3 separate regions of the Homo sapiens genome follow, and all the other regions are linked to region 1. The links are chromatin loops, found by intact Hi-C in ENCODE. Cell type or tissue: heart right ventricle. All regions are shown on one strand.

What was found. Peaks named below come from ENCODE experiments on the same cell type or tissue, not always from the same donor. Only the 100,000 strongest peaks of a DNase experiment are listed, where the experiment ranks them.
Region 2: a loop joins it to region 1, with 8 times the contacts of the local background. A loop is called at or near these places in 65 of 110 quality-filtered maps.
Region 3: a loop joins it to region 1, with 4 times the contacts of the local background. A loop is called at or near these places in 47 of 110 quality-filtered maps.

What each region holds. Positions count from the first base shown.
Region 1 is chr6:46,487,084-46,495,083 of GRCh38, reverse strand. RCAN2 (regulator of calcineurin 2) reads left to right here and starts at 3,635. Exons shown (of 5, transcript NM_001251974.2): 1 at 3,635-3,911. RCAN2-DT (RCAN2 divergent transcript) reads right to left here and starts at 3,032. Exons shown (of 3, transcript NR_125837.1): 1 at 2,957-3,032. RefSeq lists silencers at 3,013-3,072, 3,583-3,672 and an enhancer at 6,801-7,413. In heart right ventricle, CTCF peaks have their summits at 2,921, 3,120 and 4,220; DNase peaks (open chromatin) are centred at 3,093, 3,583 and 4,473; H3K4me3 peaks cover 5,734 bases; H3K27ac peaks cover 5,879 bases.
Region 2 is chr6:46,416,311-46,424,310 of GRCh38, reverse strand. The region is part of intron 2 of RCAN2 (regulator of calcineurin 2); the gene reads left to right. Among named protein-coding and RNA genes, the nearest start is that of RCAN2, 71 kb to the left of the region's middle. In heart right ventricle, a CTCF peak has its summit at 4,577 (motif pointing left); a DNase peak (open chromatin) is centred at 4,560; H3K27ac peaks cover 5,094 bases.
Region 3 is chr6:46,612,849-46,620,848 of GRCh38, reverse strand. The region is part of intron 7 of CYP39A1 (cytochrome P450 family 39 subfamily A member 1); the gene reads left to right. Among named protein-coding and RNA genes, the nearest start is that of CYP39A1, 36 kb to the left of the region's middle. In heart right ventricle, no CTCF peak of the experiment used is centred here; no DNase peak of the experiment used is centred here.

The DNA.
Region 1 (8,000 bases):
TTGCAGTGAGCCAAGATCATGCCACTGCACTCCAGCCTGGGTGACAAAGCGAGATTCCACCTCAAAAAAATAATAAGTAAATAACTAAAAACTGCTCTGCGAAAGACACTGTCAAGAGAATGAGAAGACAAGTACCAGGTAGGAGAAAATATTTATAAAAGACATATCTAATAAAGAACTCTTATTCAAAATACAAAAATAACTCTTACCAATAGAAAACAAGAAAAGCAACATAAGAAAATAATCTGATTAAAAAATGGGCAAAAGATCTGAACTGACGCCTCACCAAAGAAGATGGCAAATAAGGCACCGCAAATGGCTTTAAGCATATAAGTTTGACAAATGGCAAATAAGCATATAAAAATTCTCAACATCATGTCAATAGGCAGCTACAAATCAAAATAATGAGATGCCAATTAGAATGGTGGAAATCCCAAACACTGTCAACACCAAATGCTGGTGAGGATGTGGAGTAACAGGAAGTCTCATTCATTGCTGGTGGCAATGCAAAATGGTATAGCCCCTTCAGCAGAGTTTGTCAGTTTCTTACAAAATTAAACCTACTATATGATCTATCAATCACACTCTTTGATATTTACCCAAACAAGTTGAAAGCTTACATTCACACAAAAACTTGCACATGAATACTTAGAGCAACTTTTTACTTATTGTCAAAACTTGGAAGCAATCAAGTTGTCCTCCAACAGGTGAATGAACAAATAAACTGTGGTATATCCAGACAATGAAATATTATTCAGTGCTAAAAAGAAATGAGTTATTTGAGCCATGAAAAGACAGGGAAACTTACATCCATATTAAGTGAAAGAAGCCAATCTGAAATGACATTCACTTATATGACATTCTGGAAAAGGCAAAACTATGGGGACAATTAGAAATTCAGTGGTTGCCAGAGCTTAGTGGGGAGGATAGAATGAATAGGCAGAGCACAGAGGAGTTTTAAGGCAGTGAAGCTATTCTGTGTGAAACTATAATGGTGGATATAGGTCATTATACACTTGTCTAAACTCAAAAAAGTACACCACCAAGAGTGGATCTGTAAACTACGGACTTTGGTTGATAATGTTGTGTTCATGTAGCTTTATTCATTGTATTACTCCTGTGTCAGACTTTGATAGTCAGGGAGACTATGCATATGTGGGGGCAGGCAGTATATGGGAGTTTTCTGTTCTTTCTGCTCAACTTTCCTGTGAACCTAAAAGTTTATATTTATAATGTCACATACAACCATTGAGAGGCAGTCTAGTCTAGTGGGGACTCCAAAGCCAGGTTGTCTAGGTGTGAATTCAGCTTTCCACTTGTTAGCTTCAGCAAGTCATTTATTTAATCTTTCTGTGCTTTCTTTACTATAGGTTAATTATAGTACCTATCTAATAGAGTTGCCATGAAAGTGAAATGAATTAATGTATAAAAATTCATTGGCTTGGAGCGTGGCATATACTAAATGCTCAATAAATGTTAGCAAACCAAAATTCTGATCTTATTTACCACCATCCTTAACATTAGCTACCCTTTAGCCTCACTCCTGCTCTCCAAAATCCTCTTCAAGCTCAGACCCCATCCCATAAACTCTTTTTCTCTCTGTATTTTCTTCTTGCCATTAACATTTGTTTTGCTAGTAACATTTTGTTCTTCTCAAGGTAAACAACATGAGGCTGTTTGTCACTTTTCATTTTTTTCCTCATTTATTATGCTTCCTTCTTCACACAAACTGACAAACACAGAATTTCTCTTAGCAGTAGAAGGAGGAATATGTGGCTATGAGAACTCAGAAACAGCATCTAGAAAAGTAACAATATCTATATTTGGTGTTAGGAAAATGGCTATGTTGATTTTGGTAACAGCTAACATATATTGAGTATCACTGTGTGCCAGGCACTGTGCTTAGGTGTTTTACATGTATTACCTCATTTAGTTCTCAGATTAAATCCTGTGTTTTTCCAACTTTTCAAAATTTCTGCAATGAATATATTGCTTCTATAAGCTGAAAATTTTATTTGTAAATGTATATTCACAAAATAATAAATAGTCCCTGTTAAGATGAAAGTCATCAGTTTGACGAAGATTCTAGGAAGTACTCACTAATAATAAGTGAGATTTTGTTTAAAGGGTTGGGGATGCTTTACTTGGAAAGAAAGGGGATCCTGGAGTGCATTAGACATGCTAGCTATTTTTACATATTTTAAAGATAGTTAGAAGAGGAATTTGACTTGGTTTCTTTGGCTTCAAAAAGTAAGGGAGAACTAATGATTAAAGGGAGGCAAGTTTTTGCTCAACTTAAGAATGCCCTTTCAGACAATTCTAACCCAAATGGCAATTATCTAAATCAACGACTAATTACAGATTTATGCATCCAGGGGAAGGCTGAACGAGGGGAAGCCTAAGGTCATTTTCAATTCTGAAATTGTGTTTATGTTAATGCAGATTAATCAGAGAGAAGAGCCAACGTCTCGTCTACCTTTTTTTGTTGAAAACAAACAAAACGTGATTGTATGTCAACTTTGGAAAAAAACAACGTAGTGTGGGTAAGTGAAGAATGATTGTGAATGGACTGCTTCAGTGCAATCGTAATATTGTTATCAGAAAATCAAAAGGCATAAAAAGCAAAAAGAAAACGGCTTATTTATGCAGCAATTCGAAAGATGACAGAACACAAACCTGATTTAAATGTTATTCACTCCCTCCCTCAGATTGGTCTGCACACCTCCTTCCTTTAATTTCCCGCACTCTCCTATGATCTTTTGCATAATTCACATTCTCTTGCCATGAGACTCAGTCCTGTTCCTATCTGTGCCACCCGTAAGCCACAGGCTTCCTTACCCATTTGAGTTGCTTTATTCCGTAAAGCAGAGACTTCTACTGGGGTTAACTTTGTTGAGCAACAGATCTACCCTAGATTGCGATTCACCTTCAGTCCCGTTTGCTGTAGGATACCAACCTCCCACTCACTGTGTCATGGCTCTCACACAATAGGATTCCTTGCAGCCCGAACCCTTCTGTCCTCAGGTCTGATGGCTGCAAATCCTGGCAAAGCTGTGAAGCCCGCGCAGGGCACCCTCAGCGGCCTGGGCTGGGCCGGGCGCAGGGCTCCAGCCAGAGGGCGCCAGCGCCCACCAAGCGCAGAAGCCCGGGAGGACCATCCAGGGGCTCCCCGACATTTCCTCAGTTAGCCAGAGTCGGGGGGCTCAGACATCTGGTAAGAAGAGTCTTTCTCCCAGTACTCCCCCACCACAGTTTGCTTCTCTGACCATTTCTTCTGGGCTGTCGCTGCCCCCTCACCCTCAGCTTAGTATGGGACCCCGAGGAGCCTCTTCCCGCTGAGGCCGGGACTCCTGCAGCCAGGCTCCCACGCCAGGTGCCCGGAGGCTCCTGCGCCCTCCCGGGCACCTGAAGTGGAAAGGAGGGGGTGCGGGGCTGAGGGCAGGGTGAGAGCCCCGGAGGTGCGGTGGGTAGGGGACTGGGGAGGGCGCCGGGTCAGGAGGGAGGAGATGAGAAGAGGCCAGACAGGGGCTTTCGGTTTCCCTGGGTCTGATTGGAGGTTGGCCCGATGAGTCGGAGCTGGGGACGCGCCCATCTCCGCCGGCTCCTGCGAGAGCCGCCGGCTCAGCCCCTCCCTGGAGCCGCTTTGTCCCGGGTGACGGCGGCGGAGGTTGCGGGGAGGAGCGGGCAGCAGGCAGAATCCCACTGACCCACGGCGGCAGAGAGAGGGAGGCGGGGCGCGCCGCGCCGCGTACGGCCCCACGCAAAGGCCCGCGGGCACCGCGCCGCCCCCACGCGCTCGCACCGGCGGGCAGGTGAGCAGGCAGCGCCGCGCGCTAGCAGCTGGCCCCCGTAGACGCCCCAGCCGCCGCCTCCGCCTCCGCCTCCGCCGGCGCATCGCGGACGCCCAGCAGGTCGGTTATGTAACCGCGCCGGCCAGGCTCGCCCAGGCACCCCGTCCCGCCGGGGCTGACAGCAGCCCCGGGGTCGTGCCGGGGGTCCGCGGCGGGGATCTGGTCTCCGGGCCGGGTCTGGGTGCAGGGCGGGGGCGGGGGCGGGGGCGGGGGCGGTGGCGGGGGTGGGGGCAGTGGCGGGGGTGGGGTTTGTCTCCAGATCTGTGGTCAGTCCCGGCTGCGGCCGTGGGGACGGAGATCTCCCGCGACCCCCCTCTAGGGGGCGCGGGTCCAAAGGAGCCCCTTCCCCACTGCCCGTGGCCCGGGGGTTTGCCTTCCTGGAAGCAGCAGCAGGTGCATAAGTGAAGGAGCGAGGATGACGCCTGTGATCCCCGGGACTGAGGCTTAGAGAGGGTCTAGAAGAGACTAACTGGATGCAGAGAGCAAAGAAGATCGAGAGATCCCTTCTTCCCAATGCAGAGGCTGGGGAGGGGGTAGGTGCACTGAGGTGCAGCGGGCTGAGAATTGTCCTGCTTGGGATTAGCGGCCTTGGGTCATCTAAAAATAACTTCAAGTTTGAAAAGTGAAATGGAGCGGAGCGCAGTGTGCCGGGTTCGTCCTGCCTGTGGGATGCTTCGCTCCAGAAGTCACCAGAGGGAACAGGCAAATCCCAGCCGCCTGATCCCTCGGCCGCCTCCAGGTCTCGCTGGTTTCCAGGGTGCCTCGGTTTGCCTTTTAGTTAATGATTTATTCTTCGAGGTACTTCTGCCTATTTCTTATCCCAAAATGAATTATAGCAGAATGCATGCTTTGAATCTTTCCTGTTTCTTACAATGGGATAGAGGTGTTCAACTGCCAAATGAAGTTTTTTTAAGTCTCAGTTTAGTAAAAACAAAAGTTTCTGGGGTTCCTTTAATATGCATTCCCACAGTTTTCCACAATTGGAGATGAAGGGATGTCACAGCATTCCAGCTCACACTTCTCTCTCCCTTCAGCCAGAATTTCACTCAACTTATCATGCAGAGGGGAGGCTTTAGGAAATGTAGGACAACTTTAACAGTGCAACTCAAGTTTCACACCTTTGTTATCCTTTATTACATCACTTCAAAACGAAGAACAAATGTACCACAAGGTACCACGCAACACTTGCTAACCGGCCTCTGCATTCTGGGGGCACAGTGAAGTTGGAAATACCCAAAAGCTGGAAAGGATCAAGAGGCAGGTCAGCATTGACTGTCAACTAGGCAGGAGAGTGAGCATTTGGCTGCTTTTCAGTGTAGTCATTGATTTTCTTTAGCCTTAGAGCTATTATATTAAGTATGATCAGCCATTGAGTTCAATTAGTCTAAAATGTGAGTTGCACTTTGCATTCAAATCCACTGCAAATCAAATCAGCATTTACTGAGCATCTACTACCTGAGTCCAGTCCATAGAATTTTGTGAGGGAAAAGTGTTCTCATCTAAAGCTACATGATTCTGAGAGCTCTCAAAATGCTTAGTGTGTGCAGGTCCTCCAGAACTCACCTAAATTTGGGAGGGCATGACTCTTTCTCCAGTGATGAACGTGTAACAGACAGAAGTGGGAACTCGAGAGCTTTCTCATTTGTAAGTGCACATCACGGTGTTAAAAACCACTTGTGTAATCATTTGCAGACAGTCATACATATCACAAATTCTTTTTATTGAGACTAACATTGACAATCACCGAGGTCTCATTTTCCTATTTTACGTTCTGTAGCATCCACTCGATCAATTCAATAATTATTTGTTGAGCACCTCCTGTGTGCTTTGTAGGTCCTGTGCCAGAGGCTAAAAGAATGAGGCCCATGCCTCCCAGAAATCAATTTAGCAGAAAAGGAGAAGAAAATAAATGGTAATGATTCAACATCATGAGTGTTTAATGAAGACAGAAACAAGTTTAATGGGAGCCAACAGAAGAAAGAGTGGAGGGAATCTGGAAGAGTTTAAAGAAGAGTTTACATTTGGTCTGGATCCCAATAGGTGGTAGGAGTTGTCTAGAGAAGGGGCTGGGTATTCCACACTGAAGGAACAGCATACACACATGGCAGAAAGGTCACATTCAGAGGACACCTACATGTTCTGAGGGAAGACAGGAATGTTTAGAAAGGTTTCACTGAAGCTGGATTGTGAATATACCCTGCTAAGGAGGAGAAACCATGTGGCCCTTAATGGTAGGAATGATTTCATCTAACTTACATTTTGCAAAAGTGACTGTGGAGGTGTGAGGAGGTGGGGTTGCAAAAAGGAATGAGGAGACTTTAGACCATTGGAGTGGCACAGACCAAAACAAAACAAAAACCAGAAAACTTATGAAATGTGCCTGAACCAGATGGCCTGGAGGAAAGAGAAGAGATCTATACAGAGCCATTTCAGGGGGAGGATCGGTAGCATTGGTCACCAAGTGGATGGTGGTATGGAAGGAGAAGCTTAGATGTCTAGAGGATGGTCAGGCTTTTAACTGAGGGAGTAAATAAGAGGAGACTTGAGAAAGATGGAGAATTTTTATTTTGAACAACCAAATGAAAATGTTCAGTAGGCACTTTTATTTTCAAATGTAATTTCTTCATTTCTGGTGCTAACCTTCTACTGATCTTACTTCTCTTCATTTCTGAGACTGTGTAAGGTTGCTTTTAGAGAAGAAGGAGAGACAAACTTAATAGCAGGAAGTTGTTTCTACCTTTATCCCCAAAAGTGGTAGTATGAACTCAGTTATTTGAACTACTACTAGTGGTAACAGTGATAATAATGATAATGATAATATCTAACATTTATTCAGTGCTTACTACATACTGAACACAAGGAAGTTAGAACTGTACCTGGTTTATCACATCTGATCTTCCCACTAACCTTATGAGGCAGGCACTGTTGTTATTCTCAGATGACTGACAAGAAAACCAAGGCAAAGAGAGGATATCTTGCGTGGGTCACACAGTTTGTAAGACGTGCACCTAGAATTGAAGCCCAGGCTCTGACCAGCATTCTGAATTACCAATGTGAATTAATAGCATTAAAATAATTCTTTTTTATCCTGGAATGTGTTTTTTGCCCTAGGTTTGGATATTTTTGGCTGATGCCACAAAAGAGAACTGGACTGAGTCAGGAGTCCTGGCTTTTGACTGGGCTCTACACCTGATTTGCTGTGTGATGTTTGCAAAGTCACATCCCATCTCAGGCTTTTGTTATTTTAAATCTGTATATTCATGGAACAAGAGGTCGGTTAGATGCTCTCTAGGGAGTGTGACATTCTGAAGTCTTGCTGTTTGCTTTCTCAAATTCTCTGCTACTAGAACCATTGGTTTGGGTTAAGGTCGTACCTGTCTGGTCACTTAGAGGATAGAAATACTTCAAAGAGGATTAACACAAATGGTGGCTTCTCCTTAATAGTTTGGTGTGAACTGATCCATTTTACAGAGCTAATGGGAGTGCCTGAGGTTGGGGAAGCATGGTCCTGGAAGGGGAACCCTGCCTGCCTGGGCACTAAAGTAGAGGAATCTCCATGGTCACTTACCAGTTTCTTTTCTTTAGACATGTTGCTTTAACTCTATGAGAGTTTCCTCATGTCTGAGAAACTGGGGCAATTAATGCACATATTGTGAGATTATTGTGAGGATTGAAGCAGTACTATAAACCAGGCACCACATACAAGTCCGTCTCAGTGAAGGTGCTCAGGAAATGGAGGTCCCACCCTTTGCCGCCAGGGTAAACGACATGTAGAAAGGGAAAGGTAGAGTGTTTCTGAAGACAAAGTTTCCTACTTCATAGCTTTGATAGGGGCCACCTCTTAGTTGAGTATCATCTATTTATCTAAGAAAGAAGTGTATGTTGGTAGTATAAAAACACACAGCACATTAAATAACTTCCAAAATGTGCATCTCTGAAGTATTCATTAATAGGTTACCTTCTTAGAGATAAAGAAGCGTCAACATTCCACAACACAGAGTTTTCAATTCTTCTTTTGCCAGCTTATAAGGAGGCCAATGTTGCTGTAAATAAAGAAATAGTATTGCCAAGGTTGGTCATACTGGATTCTATTATTATGGCATAGAATAGAGAGGGGACAGAATGATTTTCTGTTCTGTGTGTGTCTGT
Region 2 (8,000 bases), 71 kb after region 1:
TTAAGCTTTCTGTGCTTCAGTTTTCTCATGTGTAACATGAATGTGATGATAATATTCCCACTTACCTTGTGGGATTGTTTTGAAATTAAGTGAATTGATAATATTTGGATAGTCCTTAAAATGGTGCCATGCTCTTACTAAGTTCTATATAAGTCTATGTAAGTACGAGCAGTTATTTTATTGGAAATTGTCAGGGGCTCATGAAACTTCCTTGTAAGTAAAAGGGATGAACCAGGTTTCAGTGGAGTCAGAGGCAGGGCTGCTGGGATGGTGGTACAGAGTGGTTAGCTCGCAGGTTCGAGAACCACACTTTTGCCACACTTATTGGCTGCGTGTTCTTGGGTTAGTTACCTAACCCTTTTGTGCTTTAGCTTCCTTCTATGTAAAATAGAGAAGACAAGAGGGCTGATGTGATTGAATTATGTGAAGTAGTAAGTTAATGAATATAGACTGTTTAGAGAAGTACCTGGACCGTGGTATGTGGTATACTCAATGTAGTTCTTACTGCATCATCAGATTATGCCTTCAGTGATTGGAAAAGGAAGTTCAGTCTAATCTCAGAAATCAAAGATGTGGCAAAAATTGTAACTATCTAAGACAATAGGATTTAAAATGTGATAATCAGATCACAATAAAAACAATGAGATAATAAGGTACCCATAATTAAATTACAAAATGTATAAGGAAACAGGTTAATGATTTATACAAGTAGATTTAAAAAATGTCTATCGAAGGTGAAACCCTGAGTATTGACTTCAGAGAGGAAGGGTCAGTATTCTCGAGCTAATAAGTCCATATTATACCAAGGAAGAGGAAAGAGCTCACCAGAGTTGTGGATAAGAATCAACCTTCAAGAAGGAGGAGAAATAGCTTGGTCTCATCTTGTCTCTTTTCTGTTCTCTCTTGCTTTTTTCTTTGTTCTATCCTCTACAATATTGAAAAGTGTAAAATACAAACACTATAGGATTGGCCATCTAGAGTCCTGGGTTTTAGACTTGGTCTGGTCTGCTATAATCAACAGTGTGATCTTAGACAAGCCACTTGGCCTCCTGGGACCCCAGTCTCCTCATTTGGAAATAAGAAGGCAAATTATCTTAAGAGTCCTTTCTTAGGCTGATTCTTGGAATCACCTAAACAATCCACAAATACTAGGACTTCCTGGAATAAAATTAGGAATCCAGATGGTCTAATACTAATGCTTAGACCCACTCCTTCACCAAGGCACTAGATACCCCAAATGAAACACCTGGACCTCCCCAGGAACCAAGGTCCTCTGGATCCTCTGGCCTGACAGTCACAGGAGGATGGTCTGAGATAAGTCTGTCTGGTCCTAAAGTAATGCATACTTGACAAGAAGTTGGTTATCTTGACATAGCATTACTCCTTGTGAAAAATGCCCTTGAGAGCTTTGTTTATTCTCTTCACCTCCTCATCAGTAGTACTGTGCTAACATTTCTGTTATTCATCATGTTTTAAAATTAGCTTCTTAATCCTCTTAATATTTTCAACTTCTCTGCCTTGAGATAGGCACCCAGCCTGAACTTGGTTTTCTGCAGCCTTTGTACAGCATATAAATAACAAGAATGGATTGTTCCCATAGCCTTGGCTTCTTCACTAAATTAACTACATTTACTCATTACTCTTATTTTTGTTCTTGGTGGAATAGACCTAAATTTTCTCAACTAAATTTGGCTTTGAAATTCTATGGTATGTTCTTTATCTCCATTCACTTTGATGTTGGTAGCTTTTTAAATCTGTTTGGAACATGTCTTCCTTCGTTTTTAAAAGCATCCCTTTTCTATGAGGCTTTGGCTTATTTTCTTTTTCTTTTACTAGCTTCTCTTTCTTCTCTACTCCCTGTCTTAGTCCATTTGTGTTACTATAAAGGAATACCTGAGGTTGGATAATTGATAAAGAAAAGAGGTTTATTTGTTGTTCTGCAGGCTGTATAGGAAGCATGGTGCCAGCATCCACTTCTGGTGAGGGCTTCAGGCTGCTTCCACTCATGGCAGAAGAAGAAGGAATACAGGGATCACAAGGCTAGAAAGGAGGCCAGAGAGGGCTGGGCCGGGGAGGTGCCAGGCTCTTTTTTACAACCAGCTGGCAGGAGAACTCTCGCAGGAACTAACAGTGAGAACTCACTCATCCCCACCACCCAGGGAGGATATTAATCTATTAGTGAGGGATCCTCCCTCATGACCCCAACACCTCCCATTAAGCCCCACCTCCAACACTGGGGATCAGATTTCAAATGAGATTTGGAAGAGTCAAACAAACCAAACTGCAGCACTCCCTAAGGCATCTATTCTTATGGTCCTATACGTAGCTCACTTCTTATTTCTAAATAATTATTTTCCTTGGAAATTATATTTACTAACAGTTTTCTATCTCCTTTAAGCAGATGATGTTTATGTTTTGATATTTATTTATTTTTATCAGCTGGTTACTTTCATCATTCATTAGCCATTTATTGAGTACCTATTATGAATTATGTACTGTGCTGGTACTAAGGATATAAAGATCAGTGACTTTCTCTACTTTTAATGAGTTCTAATGGAGTCTCATTGAAGTGACAGACACAGAGTTAGATAATGCCAACCCAATATAACATGCTAAACTAGGATGTTAAACAAACTGCTTTTGGAACCTGGAGAAGTGAGTAAATGACCTCTGAGGACTATCAAGGAAAGACTTCCTGGAAGAAAGGACATTGGCAGTGGGTATTAAAAGTTGAGTAGGAGTTTGTGAGTTGCGACATCTCCCAACTTCCTTCTGCTCTGTTCACTCTGATGTTTCACTGTCATCTTAAATTTAACATGTCAAAAGTCAAATTCTTTATCTTTCACCCTAAATTACTTCACTCACTTGAGTTTCCTATTACATTATTCTCTGAATCATCCTTTTGGCGTTTTTGTCTCTTTCCTCTCTGTTGTCCTGCTGTCAGCCACAAAGTCATCTGCGTGCTTTCTTCATTTTTTCATTCAGTTGTTCCCACTGCCCCAGACACTTCATACTCTGCCACCTCCTGTCTGGGTTATTACAGTGGACTCCAGCTGATTAATCTGCCTAAGTTTACTTTCCCCATTTAATCTGTTTTGTACATCATTGCCCATTGCTCTTTTTTTGGATATCAGTTTGATTCTGTCACTCATCTATTTAGAAATAATGGCAAACTGGCACTTGCTCAATGCTGGGATGGTTTGTGAAGTAATTTTAAAAAATGTTATCTCATTTCATTATCAAAACAACTTTGTGAAATAAATACTGGAACTTACTGAATATCCTCTAAATTTAGAATTCAGTAGTCTATGAGCTCCTGTAACCAGGGATGACATCATGTTCATCTCAGCCTCCTTAGTGCCTAGCACAGTGCTGATTCATAAATGATGTTAAAAACACATTATGGATTCACTCCTGCCTAGTGTCTGTGCATCTTTATGTGCCCAGTTAAAAATAGTTGATCAGGCTGGGTGCAGTGGCTCATGTCTGTAATCCCAGCTGTTTGGGGGGCCGAGGAGGGCAGATTACCTGAGGTCAAGAGTTCGAGACCAGCCTGGCCAACATGATAAAACCCCATCTCTACTAAAAGTACAAAAAAAAGTAGCCGGGCCTGATGGTGGGTACCTGTAATCCCAGCTACTTGGGAGGCTGAGGCAGGAGAATCACTTGAACCCAGGAGGGGAGGTTGCAGTGAGCCGAGATTGCACCATTGCACTCCAGCCTGGGAGACAGAGTGAGACACCATCTCAAAAAAAAAAAAAAAAAAGTTAATCAGAAGACATTGAAATGACATTATAAAAAATAACAGGACAGTTTTGCCAATATTTCCAGTGCTGATTCCACACCCTGCTCAGCAGTCAGAGAATCACTTCTTCATGCTGTGATTACTGCTGTTGCTGAACCGCTCTTGAGCCTGAAGATTCCTGATGGATTCTTAACAGTCAGTGCTATATAGATACAGAACCACTCCTTGCAAATAGCTCCCCTTAATGATGCAACCAAGACTCTTGCACACGGTAGTCTGTATTATTCTTAAAATCAGACTCAATTTAATTGTCTTGCATGGATTTTAGTGATACGATGATAACTAAAACATTTGTTTAAATGCTCTAGTCTTTCAGGTTTTGTTTTTTTTTTTAATGTGAGGGTTGTATGGCTTATAATCTGTACTCTGTTTATCTGCCTGTCTTAACTCCTAACTTCATAGGAAAACTGGTTGTAGAAGGGATAATATTAAATATACTTAAAAATATTAATGAAGTAAAATAATTTAAGTCTTGTCTGCGAGAATTTGAAATTTTAAATCTGACAACACAGTGAAAAGGATCTGTCTACTCTTGTCTGGCATGAACCAATTTGGGTAAAAAGACTACATGACTTTTTTGGTTGTTAATGTTTTTATGAAATCATAGAATATAATCTATACTGAATTTTGAAAGGCAGTTTGCCAACACGAAGAATAAATGAACCAGCAAACTATTTAGAAATGTGCTTGACTTATTTATGTTCTTTCTCAGCCAAAATGGTTTGAAGACGTGAGGCTTTCTTTCCAAGAGTCCCTGCTGCCATCTGCTGGTCTTCATTATTCAGCAGCCAACTTCTAAATGGAGTCTGGATGACATGGTTCCATGAGATATGATTTTCAGGGGAAAAATATTTTGTAATTTTATTATATTTTAAAAATAGAAGTAATACTAAATTGAGATTAAATAAACAAATAATCTGCTTAGAACAATTTATTTTTATAAAATCTTGGGCAAAAATTTAAAACAGGGTCCCAGGGAAAGTCATCTTTCTCATATTAACATGTACCTTCCGTGGATGAAATCAGGTGGTTTGAAGCTGTGATAGATTGGTTTTGAAGTGAAGCAAGCTCCAAACTCCGGTACTCTGTGTGTGGATGAGGAAGAAGTTGGAATATTGGGAGAAGAGCATACTAGGCCTTCTAAACCGGTGGTTCTCAAGCTCTAGCAGAATCAGAATCACTTGGAAGGCCTGTTTGAAAAAAGGTTGTTGGGCCTTATCTAGTGGTATACTATTAAATGCTTTACAACTGGCTTATTGGTTAAAAGGCCCTGATGTGTAGCATTTGCTGACTTCCATGGTGTAAATGCTCCCGCTGTGGCTGGTTTCAAACTTTCCACATGGCATCACTAAATGTAGGGTTGAGAAGAGATGTACTGTAGCTCACTATTACGTCGTATTTTCACCATATGCCTACAATATATGCACACGGCCTGAAGAGCACAGATTGTAGCCAAATTATGTTATTTTCTTTTTTCTTTTGGGCTTTTTTTTGCTATCTCGGCTCACTGCAGCCTCCGCTTCCCAAGTAGCTAGGACTACAGGTGTGTGCCGCCACGCCCAGCTAATTTTTATATTTTTAGTAGAGACGGGGTTTCACCATGTTGGCCAGGATGGTCTTGATCTCCTGACCTTGTGATCTGCCCACCTCGGCTTCCCAAAGTGCTGGGATTACAGTCATGAGCCACTGTGCCCGGCCAATCACATTATTTTCTAAAGAAGCATTGAATTTTGAGTATTTATTATTTCTGTCTTAATCCATTTACCTGCAACTGTATATATATATATATATATATATATATATATATATACACACACACATATTTTAGAGATGATTATATTTAACAATCAGCCGATAAAATTCCTGGAAATTTAAGCCACTCCCCCAGAGTGGATGGGAGCTGGCTCCTAGCACATGACTAGTTCCACCTGTAGAGTGTCTGGTGTGGGTCAGTGGGTCTGGGGACACTGAGACTGGTCAGACGAGAATGACAAAAAGATCCACGTAGTCATTAAAGGGTGGTTACAAGGCACTGATTGTAAGGAGGGGTGGGATATGAAATCCAAATTTTGTAAGGAATTGAGGACGTGGAGCAAGTTACTTTGATTCTGGATGGCGAAAAAGTGGCAGCTTTAATGATTAGAGGGCTGAATGAAGTGGAAGAATTTTTGGAAGGGTCAGAGAGGAATATTTGAAGTGTTTATTATTTCCGTTTTAATTGATTAACTTGCACATTTATATAACTTAGTTTTTAGTGATGGCTTTAGAGTTTTAAAGTGTTTGCTTTAAAAATTCAGGTTGTTTGTCTCTGACCTTATAATGGACGTTAGATACCTAAAGTATAAGATATTTTGTTAAGATAATGTTATATTACTATATTATCATAATTTTCCTTTCTTGAAGTTTAAATAAGGATAGTGATAATAATCTCATATATGATTAATGTCAAATGATGTACAAAACAAAGGTGGGATTTGTGAGAGAACATTGGCATTTGCACCAGACAGCTGGATTCAAGTTTCAGATTATTCATTTAATAGCTGTGTGACTCTTATCACAGTAAAAATAAATAAACAAATCTAAGCCTCAGTTTTCTCATCAGTGAAATAGATCTAATAGCTTCTGCAATTAAGTATTGCAAAAATTAATTGTGTGTGTAAATTACCTGGCACAGTGCCTGGCTCTTAGGAAATGGCAGCTTTATTTTTATTGTAGTAGCATTAGACCTGTCACACAAATACTTAAGACAGCGTTTTAGTTCGTTTCTCTGAAATACACTACCCCCAAATGAAATTGAATATGTTGGATTATGTCGATAAGATTATATATAAGGAATTAGAGAAAACTGGAACATCAGTGTTTTACCCCAGCTCCTGTATTGTTTGGGGAACAGACTTCAGAAAATGGCCAGAGGAGTAATGGCAACTGAATGATAGAGGGATTCTTTCCCTGCAGTTCTTGGTTATCATAAATGAAGAGTGTCCTGCTTTTTATCCAAATTGATATGTCCCTTTCTTGGTTTTTTAAAACTAAATTTTAATCTGAGTTCATTATCATAATCTTTCTTCATCAATTTGTTTCTCTTTATTGACTTTTTAATCAGGAGGCTTAGAAACAAATTATAGCTCTTAAAGAATAAATCTTACGTGAGAGCTCTTTGAGGTAAGATATGCACATCCAAACAACAGTGAGATATCATTTTTATCTCTCAAATATGTGAAGTGAATGAAGCTAACACTCAGTAGGGGAGAACATGTAGTGAATCCTTCATGAAGGATTGTAAATTGGTACCTTTCTGAAAAGCTGTTGGACAATACAGCAAGAGTCATAAAAATGCCCATGAATTTTGACATAGCATTTTCCATCTATGACACATGTATTCTCCATCTATGCATTTACTTGAAGGAAATAGTAAAGCAATATTGGACAAAGATTTAGGAACAAACATATTCATCACAGTGAAAATAGCAAAATAAGTATGGAAGAAATAAAGTCTAGCAATATGAGAATGGTTTAAAATGATGGCACATTTATGCAATGGTAAATGCTGTAAGATTGAATTTTTTGGACAAAAATTATAAAACTGAATGTTTTTTATAATCTCAGTTCTATAATAAGCACAGAAAAAATTTTGGAATATCTATCAAAACATTAACCATTGTTATCAGTATGGTAGAAAATCAGAGCAGGACACGGTGGCTCATGCCTGTAATCCCAGCCCTTTGGGAGGCCAAGGTGGGCGGATCGCTTGAGCCCAGGAGTTCGAGACCAGCCTGGGCAACATGATGAAACCCCATCTCTACAAAAAATAAAAACATTAGCTGGGGATGGTGGTACATGTCTGTAGTCCCAAGTCCTAGCCACTCGGAAGGCTGAGGTGGGAGGATTGCTTGAGCCTGGGAGGTTGAGGGAGCAGTGAGCCATGATTGTGCCACTATACTCCAGCATGGGTGACAGAGCGAGACACTATCTGAAAAAAAGAAAAGAAAGAAAAAGGCAATCAGACAACTTTCATTTTGTTCTTATTTAAAAAGCTATCTATTTTCCAATATTCTACAATAACAATGTTTATTTTTATATTAAAAATGAAACTTTAAAGGATGTTAAACTTATTGAGGAAGAAGGTACCATACTAGATCCTTCCACTTTTGACCCTCTTACTCTTTGCTTACAATAATTGAATTTCTGCCATTCC
Region 3 (8,000 bases), 130 kb before region 1:
ACAGAAGTCTCTGCTCCATTATTTAGTGATCAGGTATTAACTAGACAGATATTTCTTTACCTCAGTAATTTAGAAGTCCCCATTCTTTGCTAAGGGACTGTGTGTGCATGTTGGCCATGCCTTCAACACTCAGCCAAGCAGTTGACAACTCTGCCTTAGCTTTCGCTTTCTACCTGTGCCAGAGCCTCAAGGATGGGTGTACATGACAGCTTGTGGCCTTCTCATGTCTTTCCTGAACATGAGTAAAGCCCTGGGCAAATGGATGCCCTTCTAAATTCCTGGGAATTCATTAGACCTCTGCAAAGCCACTATGAACAACTCATTCCCTAGCCTTTCATTTTCATCTTGTTGGTTTGCCTGTTGTTTGTCCAACAGTTACCTACTGACTCAGATAGTTGCAAAGTTAAACAGTTGTCTTTAAATATTTTAAACCAACACCCCTGGAGGAAAGGCTTTTCATACTGAGTGAGCTCCAAGTCATGTCAAATAAAGACAGTCTTGCAAGTAAGGTCTTCTAGGAAACTGCCAAACTTGTCGCATAATGAGAATACTGTAGTACTGAGGTTTAGAAGAAGTTCCAACCTTGTTGTGCCCTATCTAGTGACTGTGGGTTGTTGATTTTCACTGTGAATGCAGACTTCTGGCTTTTAAGGCTTCTATGGAGATATAAAGAGGGGTTTGAGAATAGGGCAGGTTAAAATGATGTTAAGCTTGATGTTCTTATCAAGATTCAACTGTTTTTTTCTTGAATAGACATTCTTGAATTGCTGCAAAACTTTGGTTAATCTGTAGAATTCTAAAAACTTGATACTTAGAATTTTTACCAAATTTCTTATTGCTTTTAAGGAGGGAACTTTAGGAGATCCTTGCTCTGCTATTTTTACTGACATCACCCTGAAATATAAGTTTTAAAATTTCTTTGGAAAACCTCCCAGGCTTATGTGGATTAACCCTTAATTCATCCATTATTTTACTTGGCCCTCAAACTTATTTTTTGAGTGCTCACCATGTGAAGGCATTGTGTGAAGTACCAGAGCTATGAAGATGAGTAAAGTAACAGTCCATGTTCTTGCAGAAACTTATGAACTAAGTGCTTTTTATAAAAATTGAAGACAGGTTTGGAAGTATCCAGAAGATATTAGGAGAGAAAAAGGAATATTTACATTGTTTCTTTGGAGACATGTACCTACTGGTAAATTCAGTAAGATTCCTGTGCCTGGAACTCTTTCTCTTACTAATCTTTCAGTCAGCTTGAATGTCTCCTCTTCAGATAGATATTTTAGTCTTACCCCATCTAAAGTCACTTTCCCCAACTCTGCCCTTGGTGATTCTCTGACTTGTCTTACTCTATATTTCCTTAAAAGTAAGACAAGTTAGAGAATCACTAACTTTTAAAAATATTTTTTATTTGTGTATTTATGTATTTACCCCACCAAAATGCAACGTCTCCAACAACAGAAACTAAACATAGTTGGTCTTTGTAGTACCTAGCTGCCTAGAACTTAAAAATTATTCAACAACTATTTACTGAATGAGTTTAATGAACAAATGTAAGAATATATGGCTAGTTTTAAGAGATAAGTATCTTGGTCTAGCCTCTGTTTGCAGCTCTATCAACCATCCCATTTGACATTTTATATGAAACGAATGTTTTATATAAAGACTTTTTGACAGTTTTCTGCACTGAATTTTGAGTTAGCAGAACCCTATTGTATGATGGTCAGTCAGTTGGGAGCCACAAAAGGAGCTAGATCCTTTATTAGGATTTCCACAGGAAAGGCAGAGAAGGGACAAGTCAACAGTTTAGCATTAGCTAGTTTGAATAATCCCCAGGGGCTCTAAACTGTAGAGTGGTTTCTAGTGGCCTGATATCTGGCCCTGAGATGATTAAGGCAGAGGAATATTGCTTCTTGGGTTATCTGGGCCAGATAGAAGGGTGTAGTTCTAGATTGGTTGATTTGCATGTCAAAGGTATGCTCCAGGCTGAGTTCTGTGCCAACTGGAAGAACTAGCTTGCCCCGAGAGGGAGAGGAGCAATCTCTCCCCAGCCAGGAAGGTTTTCTGTTTCTTTTAAAGATGTTATACATTTAAGAAATATTATTTTAAAAAAATTTACACACCCACACAAATCATTATATACAGAAAATTAAAAAAAAATACGTAATACACCTAGTCCCAGCCAATATCTTATCAGTACTTTGAGACACTGAGTAATTTCAAGCCCAGTAATCCGTATGAATGGTAAATAATGTTAACTTTTCTCTAGGTTTTTGATCTCTGTAAAGCATTTTTTTTGCCTATGGTTTTATTTTGTTCCTTAATTTTGGGTGAAACATATATTACCAAATCATTGATGATCTGATAAAGAATATTTTTGCTTTGTTATCAAATTTTGGGGTATAATTCCTAGAAATTAGTCTTTTTGTTTTAAATTTTAATTGATAAGTTACTACACATTATTTCAATTGCCTGTCATAACCTCATAATGTAGTGTGGACACTAGGGTCAGACTGCCTGAGTTGAAATCCAGGTGGAGACACTTATTAATGGTGTATCTTTACTCAAGTTATCAAGTTCTTTAAGCCTTTTTCCTCTTTGGGAAGATGGTTAATAATAATCCTCATCTCGTGAAGTTATTAGAAGGATATAACACATGTAAATTAGATAGATAGCGTAGTACCTGGCAAATCGTAATTGCTTTGTAAGTCTTAGCTATGGCCAAAACTGATACAACTATATCAGTTATATGAAATTTTATAATCCTCCCACATCATGAAATTAGTAACTGTTGTAACTTTGAGTTTTTCTACTTCCAAATATTAGTCAGTGTTGTTTTTTGAAATAAGATAGTTTTGTTGAATGTTTATAGTCAGAAATGAATTACTTTCATATGAATTGGCTGTACTTTTGGTGGTGTCAAAATGCAGCAGAAATATAGCATGAGACTATTTATGTCTAATATTGCCCTACAAGATAGGAGTAGTAGAAACAGTAATAGTTAATAGTCAGCGCTAATTAAGTAGCAGGCCCTATTTTAAGTGCTTTCCTTGTTGGCTTATTTAATCCTTGGATCATCCTTCCTAAACATTATTGTTTGCCCTATTTTATGCACGAGGAATGTGAAATCCCAATTAGATAACTTACCTAAGACCATACAGCTAGCAAGTGGTAGGGGTGTGAGTTGAGCCTAGTTTGTTTGGCATGAAAGTTGACAATACAAATCAGCAAATCTCCTTGTTTCAAAATTGTACTTAGAATCCCTGAATTATGATGCTTCAATCCAATTTCCAGCTTTATTCTGTTCCAAGTTGCTTCCACTTTAATCTTCCTAAAGCATAGCTCTGGAGGTATGCTATATGTATACTCAGAAAATGTTCCTGGAGTAACATTCATACCCCTGAGCCTGATACCTGTGGCCATGATGGTAGGTTTGACCCACTTTTGCATGCAGAATCACAATCTAACCAAGGTAGACTTTGGAATACCCACTAAAAACACTCTGCATTTTGTTTCTGCTATGTATTAACATTTATAACACTGAATATGATTTAATTCTAATATAGTTATAAAACTTTACATATAAGTAAACTTATAGATTAGAGAAAAACATTTTCTAAGCCATTCACCTCATTTTTGATTCAAAAAATATGACTACCATATTTATAACCCAGTTGTTTTCCAAAACAATATGATGTGTCTGCCAAGACAATAGAATTACCCAAAGAAATTAAGGGCCACTTAACCAGGGCACTTTAACCAGAGCGATGGTCTGTAGTTTATGTAGACAATCATCTTTACTTGTTGCATACCTATACCTTCTTCTGACCAAGGCCACCTGGACATGTAGATCCCAACCCCCCTAATTACCTCTAAGATTTTGTTCCATTGATCGATCGCCAATCTCTTGGTGGGTTCAACTTCTCTTTCTCCACTGGCTCTTTTCTCTCTCTCTGTCAGATTGTGGTATTCAGTGCACACATCCAGTGACCTCACATCTCACTCAGAATGAAATCTAAAGCCTTCAAATGGCCTCAGAGACTCTTTGTCATCTGATTCCTGTCTAACTCAACGACCTCATCTCTGCCCTTTCATCCTTGTTTATTTTACCCCAGCCACACCCATTCATTTATTAATTCAGCAAATATTTGTTGCACTCCCGTTATATGACAGGGACTGCTTTAGGAACTTGGAAATATGAACAAAGTAAATATTACTTTTTTCTTGGTGCTTACATTCTTGTAGAGGATACAGACAATTAACAATAAATGTAATACATAAGTAAACTCTAAAAGTAAAAATATTAAAAGGTGATAAATGGGTGGGCATGATGGCTCATGCCTATAATTCCAGAGCTTTGGGATTGCTTGATGCATTCAAGACCATCCTGGGTAATATAATGAGGCTCCATCTCTTAAAAAAATTGTTAGCTGGGCATGGTGCCATGCACCTGTGGTTCTAGCTACTCAGGAGGCTGAGGTGGGAGGATTGACCTGAGTCCAGGAATTCAAAGTTGCAGTGAGCTAAGTTTGCTCCATTGCACTCCAGGCTGGGCAACAGAGCAAGATGAAGGAAGGAAGGAAGGAAGGAAGAAAGGAAGGAAGGAAGGGAGGGAGGGAGGGAGGGAGGGAGGGAGGGAGGGAGGGAGGGAGGGAGGGAAAGAAGAAAGAAAGAAAGAAAGAAAGAAAAAAGAAAGAAAGAAAGAAAGAAAGAAAGAAAGAAAGAAAGAAAAGAAAGAGAAAGAAAGAAAGGAAAGAAGGGAGGGAGGGATGGAGGGAGGGAAAGAGAGAGAAAAGAAAAGAAAAGAAAGAGGAGGAAAGGAGGGAGGGAGGGGGAGGGAGGGGGGAGGGAGGGAAAGGCTAGAGAAAATCAGGAATGTCAGGGATGGGGGAAGGTGGTATTATAGTATTAAATAGAATCAGTGTAAGCCCTAATTGGCAAAGTGAGATTTGAGCAAGGACTTTAAGATGTTAAGAGTTAGACAAGCAGATATCTAGAGGAAGAGCTGATTGGGGTCAGAGACAGCAGATGTGGCCTCACTGTGGGCTCACAAAACTCTTTGAGATCACCATCATGATGGCATTTCTGTTGGAAGATGTTTGTCCTTTTTTTTTTTTATTCCAGAGGAGAATGTGAGCACATTTCTAAAAAATGGTTAATATTAGGTTGGAAGAAGAGATTCAGGAAAAAGCTTTTCTTTCTTTGTCACATTATTCAAAGCAAAATTTGATTCAACTCTCAATGCGTGGATTTTTAAATAAAAAAAAGAGGATGAGCATTTGGTTTTGATTCAGAAAATATGACTACCATTCAGAAAATATGACACCAGTACACAGGTGTTCTAGTTAATTATTGCACTGTTTTAAAAAACTGTCATTAGACAAGTTTGAAGTATCATGAGAAAGGTGGGGAGATATCATTGTACTTAGTCTGCTTTTATAGAGTCTTTAAGCGAGGGGTCACTAGCCTGGGAATAGACAAGGAGTGTATTTGTATATATACACACAGACATGTGCATATATAAATATATGTTATGTTTATAAAAAGGTATATAGTTATAGTTATAAAATGTATTTATATTTATAAAAATATATGTTCATAATGATATAATATATTTTTTATACTCATATATATTATTTACAAACACACATATTGATACGTATCCATTTTTGGCCACGCAAAATCTGAACCCTATGTTTCAACAGAAACTTGCCTACCATAGTGGGCAGAAAAATGCTAGATTTTTGTTTTCCTTGCCTTCCTTGAAACTAGGATATTACCATGAAAATAAGACTTTGCCATTCAGATCTACCAACCCAAGACTTTGAATCAAGAGTTACTGAAATAAAGAAATGGAGACTAAAAAATTTTCCCTGGAAGCAACTGCAGGTATTGCAGGATGAAGTTTCTGGGGACACAGCGTCATTCAGTATCCTATGCCAGTGGCCACAATGCACTTGACATCAGTGGCAGTGTCATGCTTGCCAGACCAGTTCTGTGGCCTGATTTGGAGCAAGATTCCTGGCTATGCATCCTTCAAGCCTGGTTGTCCAGCCCTCTTAAAAGTTACATAAACTACTTAACAAACTTTTAATAAATTATTATTATTTTACTAAATCAGCTAGGTTTAGTTTCTGCTGCTTGCCTCTAACAGATCTTGCTGATAAAATATAGAAAGTGTAATGATCAGAATGTCCAATATGGAGAAAAAAGTAGAAGTGACAAAGTCAGCTATCAGGAAAAGTGAATGGAGCCAAAGGAGAAAATGAGCATACTCTCCTGTGGTGGTATAAGGGGTAAGATGAAGAAGAAAAGACACATCTATCCAGATTTTATGCTGTGATCAATGTACAGTGGACTTTTTACATTGGAAATGTCTGTAGGAAGCAGAAAGTCAGGTGAAAAGAGAACTGTGAAAGCCATGAATCCAGCCGGTTCTTGTGTGATGGAAACTCGGAAGGACTAGGGATATACTTCCATGACACCTCTCCTCTTTGTATGTCCTCTCTAAATATGGTAAATCAAGTTATTTGGCTGGTGCAAAAGTAATGGTGGTGTTTGCCATTAGTTTATTTACCTTATTTAGAGAGGATGTATAAAGAGGAGAAGATGTAATGGCTTCCATCACCACTGAGACATTTCTTCCTCCTGTAGAGTTTTATGTATTCTCAATATGGTGAATATTATTGTATCCACAGAGCTGAAGAATAAAGTTATCTATCTTTTTACTTTGACATTAAGCTATTTAGTATCACAGATTCCATTTTATTTATTTAAATATTTACATTTTAATTTGTTTAAGGAGGATTTCATCAGCCTACCATTATGGTTTACCTTTCTATTTTAATTAAAATATAATTTTATTTAAATATTTAGAGTACATATTTAGATGTGGTGGGTTTTTTTTTTTTTGCTTCTTTGTGTTTTGTTTTTTTCAAAATAACTACTAAAGTAATACCAGATTGTAAAAGATTAATTGACAGCGTAAGTACTCACACTTATGGGTAACTGACCTAAAGCAATCAAAGACATTAATGTTTAGCTCCTGTGTAGGCTGTGTTATAAAGTAATTTTCATTTCTAATTCAGGGCTCCCACTGTGAGAATCTGCCCATCAATAGAGGCTCATTCTTTCCTAAAAAAAAAAACAAACAAATAAAAATGTGCTGGAATTTTTTTCACTTTTGCATTTGACTTTTCCACCTATGCTTTTTAACATAGGATAGCATACACATGCACCCATTTTATTTTATTTTTTTGCTGATCAGTTTTACTTTGCCTTTATTTAAACAATAAATTAATAAACATTTTCTGTTAATTTGCAAGGAACCAGATTAATTAATAGAAATGCACCTGCATAGAAATGATTCCTATTTTACATAAAAGTCATGATTTATGCATCATAAAAGGCACATACAGAATTTTCATTGGATTAGAGAGTTAGCAGTTGGATTCATGAATTTCAATCTTGTCACTCACTAATTGTGTGATTGTGGATGAAAGAGAAACCTTGCTCAGAGCCAATCAACAGTGGTTTTTGGTACCACTGTGTTTTGATTTAGCAGCAATCCTGACTAGGGATATACCAACACTGTGGGATGGCCAGCGTCTGTTACCTGGTGACATTGACTTAGGTAGCTACACGTTATACACTGGTGAGGAAAGCGTCTGACTCTTCTCATAAATACAAACAAGTATAAACACTAGTAAAGTGAAAAGTGATATTCTAGGTAAACTCCATATTGTCTGCTTTATTTTAATTAGTTGATTAGTTTTACTTTATTGCATTTAAGCATCTGTATTTATTCTTGAAATCTTATATATTGTCATTGTTTACCCATATTATAACTTGTATGCAGCTTCCCTTCACTTGGGTGTGTCTCAGCACCATCTTGCCAACCAATAACAACCTTCTTGGAGGACTCCATCATGGCATATTGTAGACCTGAGTCCCTTCAGTGAACTTAAGCTCATGCTCACTACCCAACTGCAGCCTGCCAGGGC